Linked DNA regions of Mus musculus: region 1 is linked to region 2. Evidence: chromatin loops called from intact Hi-C (ENCODE). Cell type or tissue: left cerebral cortex. All regions are shown on one strand. Links, peaks and the distances in the headings refer to the core of each region. The heading gives the core; the rest is flanking DNA. Region 1 holds the start of Gm30521 (a long non-coding RNA gene). Region 2 has its middle 46 kb from the start of Gm41976.

Region 1 (4,401 bases), core at 261-4,260, 62 kb before region 2:
ATTTCTTGGCTAATAGAAATCTGCTGATTGTTGTTGTTTTTTTTTTTTTGTTTTTTTTGTTTTTTTTTTTTGTTTTTTTTTTTACAAGCATCATGGGACTTTACCCCAAGCATCATGGGACTTTACCCTATATAGGTCCACAGTAATCATGAATAGATTTGAGAGGATCCTATGAGTATATCTGGGAACTTTTATTCACATAGTACCCATATTTTTAGTATTTTACCTTCAATGTCTTAGCTGCCATGGTGTCCCCAACTCCAATCTCTGTCTCCTCAACTTCACACTGGAGTTTGGGTGGAAGGTTCCTTGCTACAATCTGGAAACTGCATCCAGTCAGAGAGTGAGAGTCAACATGAAGTTTACCCTCATCTTCTTTTACCCAGTGCTCACAATCCTGTCCTGTTTGTGGTCCAGCCTCTGAAAATGTTGTTTAATGCATTTTATCTGGATTTTCTTGATACTGGGAATTACAATTCCTGAAGCATCTGCTTGTTCCTCGGCGGAAGCTGCAGTTTGGAGGCGTGTTCATTAGCATGCACGTTCAAGTTGAAGTGATCGGGAGTCCGCATGCTGTGCTTTTATACAGTTAATAAAGACTGAACACATTGTCTTGGTCCGTTTGAGATTACATAGCAAACTCCCACAGACGGCATGCTCAAACAGCAGAGATTTATTTTCTCTCAGTTCCAGAGGCTGGAAGTGTGAGGTTAGGACCATGCTTTTATTATAGCCTCACTGTGGTGGCGAGTGGTCTAAAGGAGAAAGCATTCTGTCCTATTACCTCTTTGTTTACAGGCGTTATTCCGCTATGAGGTTCCGACCCTTATGACATCATTAAATCAACCAACTGACCAAGACCACTTCTTCAAATATCACCACAAAGGAGATGAGGTCTTCAGCACAGACTCAGAGACATATCCATCAGAAATACCCTTCATCAGTCAATAGTGTTTTTATTGGCTGAGCATAGCCATTCCTGTGAGATGTACTTTGGTAGCACAATGATGAATGTTTTACTTTCCCCTTTGTTTTCGACACTGGACTTGAGAATTACCACATGGGACAAGCTCTTGCCAATGGAGGTGACATGAGGAGGTGGTCATAGAGGGCGGGACTTCTTAAACCTTTTCCACTTGTGACCTCCCTTTTCCTGAGAAGTTTTAGCACAATCCAAGGTCTATAAAACATACACAAATCAAACATTTATTGGTAATAAGTCATGAAGACATTTATTTTATGAATGAGGAAATATAAAGTGCTTGATACAGACACATGAGACCCCGAGATTAATTGCCAGAAGCAGAAGAAAAGCCAGGCATGGTGGCAGGTACTTGTCATCCTGGGGAGGTGGAGAGAGCTGGAACACTGGGCTAGACACCTTAACCTAATCAGTGAAACCCGGGCCAATAAGATACCCTCTCTCAAAGTTAAGGTGGGCAGGGGCTGGAAAGACACTTTAGCATCCAAGAGCGCTTGTTTTTCCAGAGGACCCAGGTTTCATTCACAGCACCCATATGGCAGCTAACTGTAATTTTAGTTCCAGGGAATCCGATGTCTTCTTCTGGCCTCTGCAGACACCAGGCATGCACATGGTACACAGACATACATGCAGGCAAATACACCCATTACATATAAAAAAGGCAGACTGTATATATGGCCTAGCATCTGAGGTTGACTTCTGCTTGCCTCTACATGTGCCTGCATATGCAGGTGCAACCCCCATACACAGTGCACTTACACATATGAAAACACACACACACACAAACTTTATTTTGTTTTTAAAATGAAGAAGTTGGTATGGGTATTTTGCTTATATGTATATTTGTGTACTATGCCTGTGCCTAGTGCCTGCAGAAGCCAGAGGAGGGCATCAGATCCTGTAGAGTGGAGTTACAGATGGTTGTGAGTCACCATGTGGGTGCTGGGAACCAAGGCCAGATTCTCCAGAAGAGCAACCAGTACTCTTAACTGCCGAGCCATTTCTCTAGCCCTAAGAAATTGATTTTAAGTAAGTCTTTGGGCTGGAGAATTGCTGAAGGTATTTACTGTTAGGCCTGACAACTTCAGTTTGATTCCTGGGACTGGCGTAGTGGAGAGGGAACTAATTCCCATAGTTTGTCCTCTGATCTCCTCACATATGCCATGGTGCGCTCCTTGACAAAACAAAAGCAAAAGCAAAACAAAACAAGTCAACCTAACCCAACAATATTCAATTCTTCGGTATACCTATAATTGATTGCTCATTAAAGATAAATTTGCATACTAATGATATGGATGTATTTATATTACATAAAGAATTAAATTGTGGTTGAATATTTGATATTGTAGGATATTAAGTCTCATCAATATTCTTTAGGGTTGACTGATATTTAATTTTATAATCATTAATACTTAGAATGCTGCTTTGCATAAATCTATATGGAAAATGGCAGAAGTATGTTTGGAGCCATTTCAGAAAAATTTGGAAGAAATTCTGTCCTAAGTCCTAAATCAAAATTCATTTGGCAATTATTTACAGAATTCTAGTCAACAACTCGAACAGAAGCTTTCAAAATCAAGCTCTTTACTAGCAACGGTCCAGTTCAAAGATATTTATAAGGTGAGTGATGGTAGGAAAATATTGAAGGTCTCTTTTTCGTGTAATTAGACAATTATGTCCCTATAAGAACAAAAAAATATGTGTGTATAATGAAAACACTGCGGTTAATAACAGAATCATCTCACCAGGCAGCGCCTGGCATTGCAAGTCTGCTCCCTGTGTTTAGAACCCAGGCTGCAGGGAAGCGGCATGAAGTGACACAGGCGACTGCTGCCAGAAACTCTTTGCCTTCACCATGTCCTTGGTTTTGAATTTGGGTTTGATTATCATGTATTTAGAAACCCTTTACCGCTGACAAGTTTCTTTTGACACCCCCGTTTAGTTATGTGAGCCCATACGGGGTCATGGGCCATAGTTTCTGAAGCTACGATTTTGGTGCGTGAGCTAGGGAAGGCTAAGTACGGGTGTGGGTGTTACTTAGTGATCATCATGGCAGCCAGTGAGTGAGCTCTCTCAGGGTTGGGGGGCTGCAGGCTTTAGGTTATTTGCCTAGTTGGTTGTGCCCGATTTTATGATTCTTCTCAGCACCCGAACCCTGGACAGCTTCGCCGGCGAAGAGCGCTGTTCTGAAATCCTTTATTCACGCATTTATTCATTCACCACCTATTTATTCCACTGTCACATTTGGCATTTTAAAGAAACACCAAGGAAGCAGAGACTACCTACCGATCTTGTTCTCATGGAGTTTATGACGTCTTTGGAAAAACAAGACAAAGGCAAGTTTAAAAATAAGCATAACAATTTGTTATTTTGGTAATAACTTACAGTGTGAAAGTCAGTTTTCATAACTTTTTTTTTTTGGTAGAAAAATAAAAGACGACCAACATACTCTTTTTAAAGATTGTCCACGTGGTTTAGGGAAAGAAAAACGATGCGTATGTATTGGTGTTAATGAGAGAAGTTTTTTTTTTTCAGTGAGCACTGATGGAGAATTTTCCAGAAGATACACAGAGAAGGCTGAGCTGAAGAAGAGGTGAAGATCTTATGGGCTATAGGAATTTCTTGGGCAGTTTCACCACTCTACAGGCTGATCAAACATGTGGAACTTGAACTTTAGGATCGTAACTTGGATGAAGAGGAGACCCGTGATTACCCTAGGTATAGGTATGTGGACCTAGTTCACAAATGAGAAAAAGAGTGGGTTTTTTTTGCTGCAGTAAAAAGATGAAGGTTTTTGACCCATGCTTTCTGTTTCTCTTCTTCTACCATGTGAGCTTATTTTAAAATTTACTTTTGACAGTAATAAGATTTAAAAATAAGCTCTATGCTTGCATTTTATTTTCCTAACAAGTTACAAAATTGGTCCTTACCACAAATGCATGCAATCAAATTTTAGGACTATAACCACCGAGTCAACGTGTTAAATTAGAAACAAAACACCCTTTCTCTCCCAGACAGAATCCTAGCCACCGAGAGGGTACAAAGCTTCAGGGCTGTCCATTCACTGAATATTTCATGATCAGCCGGGCATGGCCAGAACCTTTAGTGTCTCACAGACTGTGATAAATGCCTGTTTGAATGTAGGCCTCTCTTTTCTTTTATTTACCAGAGAAGTTTACTAGCACCTGGGGATTGAATTAGGGACACAAGAAAGAAGAATATAGAATGGAAATTGAGGGTCCTTTGTGGGCTGTTGCAGCCCGTGCTTCCATAGCACGGAACTCTATACTGACATCTTAACATCTTACCAAGGAGATTTCCTGGGGGGTGGGGGGAGGGGAGAAGTGTTTCTTTTTCCAGATTTTCGAAGCAGTCGTTTAAATCTATAATTGGGGCTCAAGTATAAAGCAGGGAGAGAA
Region 2 (4,401 bases), core at 260-4,259:
TTACACATTCCTGAGGGCCCCCCAATTGCTAGATGGAGGTGCCAGCATTCTGAACACAAAAGGCCAAAGAGATGGTGCAGGTCAGCTTTCCATGTGACTTGCTTGCCATGAGTCTCAGTTTCCTTGATGTATACAACGCTAGCACTTGTCTTTTAGGTATTGTGTGAAGACTGGAATGGTATAAAGAGGCAGTGTTAGCCCGAGATAGATAGTGATGGTCGGAGCATCCCTGGTACTGAGGAGGGGGAGAACAGAGTGGGAGATAGATAGTGATGGTCGGAGCATCCCTGGTACTGAGGTGGGGGGGGAACAGAGTGGGATTCTGACCTCGGGCAATGCCAGAGCCCCCCCCCCCAAAAAAAACACCATCGTTCTTCCATCATATTGTATCTGAGAACCCCAGGCCCAGGCAGATCTGACTAAATGAGTGTATAAAATATTTGTAGAAAGCAGGCAGTGCAGCTTACCTTGGCTCTCACATCTTTTTAGATGAAGCTGTGGTGAGGTTCTAAAGCCTGAGAGGTTGGTGAAGAGGCCTTTCAAACCACTAAGAGGATTTAGCACAAAATTAAAATTCCCATTTACCTTTTTTTTCCTGAGTCTTCATGTCACAAATATCAAACTCAAAATATGAAGTATGAATAAAATAATTTGCCTTGTTAACTGGAGGGCTCGTAAATATGGCTAATGTCAGGTGTCACATAGGCGCTAAGTCCTAAATCTGTTTTATTCAGATTTTGAAAGAAGAGGATATTTGAGATTTGTACTGCTATCAGCCTAACACTGAAGAATTTTAATTTTTGTGTTCGTTTACACATAAATATACAGATTATGCTGTCTAGGTTAAGATTTCTATTCGCTCTACGATAGACACTGCAACTCAAAGCAACTCAGGGAGGAAAAGGGTTTATTTTACGTCCTACCTTATAAGTTCACCCCTGAGGGAACCCAGAGAAGGATCCCGGAGATAAGAAACAGAGCAGAAACCACAGAGGAGCAATGTTTATTGTTGGCTCTCCATGGCTTGCTCAGCGTGCTTTCTAAGGGCTCCCAGTACCACCAGCCCAGGGCTGGCACCATCCAGAGAGAACAAGTCCCTCCCACATCAACTGTCAATCAAGAAAATGCACCATACACTTGGTCATTCTGGTGGGGGCATTTTTCTTAATTGAGTTTTTTTCTTCCAAAATGACTCTAGTTTGTGTCAAGTTGACATAAGACTAGCCAGCATAGAGAACATATGTTGATGTCTAAAGTTTCTCTGGTAGATATAATTAAAATACATCTGGACCTACTCCTATGTTCTTGTCAAAAATTGTTAAACTTTGAGTGTAGTGATGTTTAGCTGCTGTAATCAGAGAACCTTCTGAAAATCCAATGGATGCTATGGACTCCAACTGGAAAAACTCACAGCCAGAAGTCTCACAGCCACCAGGGAACTCCAAAGTCCACTGAAAGCCACCATGTTAGATACTGGGTGGATCACCCCAGAAAGAGAATATAGGTTATGAATCTGCCCTGAGAGGACTGAGTGGTCAGAGGACTCATGCTGGTAGGGGAGCAGGCCTGGGCTTTCCCTGCAGAACACAGAACCTGGTGGTGCAGGAATTGTAGGGGCATTTCCATTTTCAACATACAAACTGGTCCTCTTGAAGAAAACCTTCTGACCTGGTGGGACAGGGACTCTCACTGTCTCTATTGCTCTCTTGCACACACACACACACACACACACACACACACACACACACACACACACACACACACACACATATAGACAGAGAGAGAGAGACAGAGAGAGGCAGAGACAGAGAGACAGAGACAGAGAGACAGAGACAGAGACAGAGTCAGAGTCAGATAGAGAGAATATATGTGTGTGTGTCCGTGTGTGAGAGAGTATGTGTATGTACACATGCACGTGTGTGCATGTGGAGGCCTGAAATTAATAGCAAGTGATTTCCTCAATCTCTTTTTACCTTTATTTATTGAGGCTGGTTCTCTGTCTGAACCTGGATCTCAAACATTTCTCCTAGCCTAGCTAGCTAGTTAGCACCAGGGATCCCCTCTCTCTGCCTCTAAAATGCTGGGATTAAAGATGGCTGCCTGTTATACTTTTCAGGTGGGTGCTAGCTATCCAAACACCAGACCTCACACTTGTACAGCATAAATGATTCATTCACAGAACCATCTCTCCAGCCTTGAAGCAGGGGCTGCCTTGCTCAGCTGTAAGCCCTGATGTTAGACAGCAGCAGAAGGTAGAGTGGGTGTAGATGATGTCACTTCCCACACTCTTCCAAAACAGACATTCTGGAAGTCTGTGGAAAGAATACCCCTCTAGAGCCCAGGCGCTTGCTTATGCTGTCTCTCCTCTCTTCTGCCCATCCTCCAGCACTAGCTGTAGCCAGGAAATCTCTGATGTCTCTTTAAGCCCACACCTGCCAACTACTGCTCAGAATTGGTGTCCTTTATGGCCACCGCGTCCTCTGTGTACTGTGTTCTCACACTGCTGTCCCTTTTGCCTACTTTTTAAAAGATGGATGTTTTGTGGTGAATTTAAACAGGTACAAAGTAGTATAGAATAATAAATAACCCCCAAGAATCATTACCTAGCCACAATAATTATCAACTCAGGGCCATTTTTTTTTCTCACTTAAGCCTCCTACTCTACCTCTCCATTGGGGTTTTTCTTTGAAGCAAACCTTAGCCATTGTATGATTCTACCCATAAATATTTCAGTACCAGTCTCTAAAAGGGAGCAGATTAAAGGAACATTGCAGCAATACCGTGCTCTCAGGAATTGATTGTAATTTCTTAATCTCTTCAAATCTCTGAGTAGTGCTGACATTTCTCCAACCCGGACTTTCTTCTACAAGTGGTTTATTTGAATTAGAATTCTAATTAGGTCCACACTATGTGTTTGGTTGGAATGTTTTTCTCAAGGACTCAATCTGTAAATTTCCTTCTCCACTCTCTTTTGAGCCTTACTGTTTGTTTAAGCAATGTGATCTTTTTTTTTCCCCTTGTAGTGTTTTCCACATTCTTGGTTTTGCTGGTTGTATCCTTTTGTGTTGTTGAGTGCTCTGTTCCCGGACATCCTATAAATCGATACTTAGGTTCACCAGTTTCAGTTTATTATTATTATTATTATTATTATTATTATTATTATTATTATTACTACTACTACTACTACTATCTACTACTATTATTACTACTACTAGTATTATCATCATTGTCTCGTTAGGTGACTTTCTGGGGGTGGCAACATTTTTGTCGCAGGTGCAGTGTCTGGTTGTTTCTCTTCTTGGGGCACTAGCAGCTACTGGGGATTGTTACTTATATCAGATTTCTCAAAATTCTTCTTTGGAGGGCCAAGACAACAAATATTTTAGTTGGTAGACCCTGTGGCCTCTTTCTTAACCACTGAGGAAGCAGCTAAAGCCAATATGTAAAAAAAGAATAGGCATGGACGAGTGCCCAAAAGTACTACCTATAAAAGCGAAAAGCCAAGTGTAGTCCAAGCATGCCGATTTACTGAGCCCTTTCTAGAATGTTCACTGTGGCTTTTACACACCATTGGTCAAGGGGTAACTAACCTTGCGATCCCTTCTTTATTCACTAGGTAAATACATTTATAAAGAGAAAATTTGCTTGCACCATGACTACTCCCATTCCTTCTGTGACTCTTAAAATGTTGCTCTTGTCTTCCCCTCGCTCTGTCATGATTGTCTTCCTAAGATTGCCAGTGGCCTTCATGTTGCCCAATCTAGTGGCCAACTAGATTTTCTCCTTTAATTTTTTTAATTCATTGAGAATTTCACACACTGTACCTTGATCATATTCATCCATCCCCCAACTCCTCCCAGATTCATCCACTTCTTTTTTTAAAAATATTTTTTATTACATATTTTCCTCAATTACATTTCCAATGCTATCCCAAAAGTCCCCCATACCCTCCCCCCCACTTCCCTACCCACCCATTCCCATTTTTTGGCCCTGGCGTGTCCCCTGTACTGCATATACAGTTTGCGTGTCCAATGGGCCTCTCTTTCCAGTGATGGCCGACTAGGCCATCTTTTGATACATATGCAGCTAGAGTCAAGAGCTCCGGGATAGTGGTTAGTTCATAATGTCGTTCCACCTATAGGGTTGCAGATCCCTTTAGCTCCTTGGGTACTTTCTCAACCTCCTCCATTGGGAGCCCTGTGATTCATCCAGTAGCTGACTGTGAGCATCCACTTCTGTGTTTGCTAGGCCCCGGCATAGTCTCACAAGAGACAGCTACATCTGGGTCCTTTCGATAAAATCTTGCTAGTGTATGCAATGGTGTCAGCGTTTGGAAGCTGATTATGGGGTGGATCCCTGGATATGGCAGTCTCTAGATGGTCCATCCTTTCATCTCAGCTC

Evidence for each region. A loop is a pair of places that touch in the nucleus more often than their neighbours do. Peaks named below come from ENCODE experiments on the same cell type or tissue, not always from the same donor. Only the 100,000 strongest peaks of a DNase experiment are listed, where the experiment ranks them.
Region 1: a loop joins it to region 2, with 2.5 times the contacts of the local background. A loop is called at or near these places in 1 of 42 quality-filtered maps.

Annotation. Positions count from the first base shown.
Region 1 is chr1:154,925,652-154,930,052 of GRCm38, reverse strand. It overlaps Gm30521 (a long non-coding RNA gene), which reads left to right and starts at 855. Exons shown (of 7, transcript XR_387489.2): 1 at 855-1,085; 2 at 2,522-2,602; 3 at 3,518-3,706. In left cerebral cortex, for the core only: no CTCF peak of the experiment used is centred there; no DNase peak of the experiment used is centred there.
Region 2 is chr1:154,864,043-154,868,443 of GRCm38, reverse strand. It overlaps a transcript of Cacna1e not described here. Among named protein-coding and RNA genes, the nearest start is that of Gm41976, 46 kb to the left of the region's middle. In left cerebral cortex, for the core only: no CTCF peak of the experiment used is centred there; a DNase peak (open chromatin) is centred at 2,268.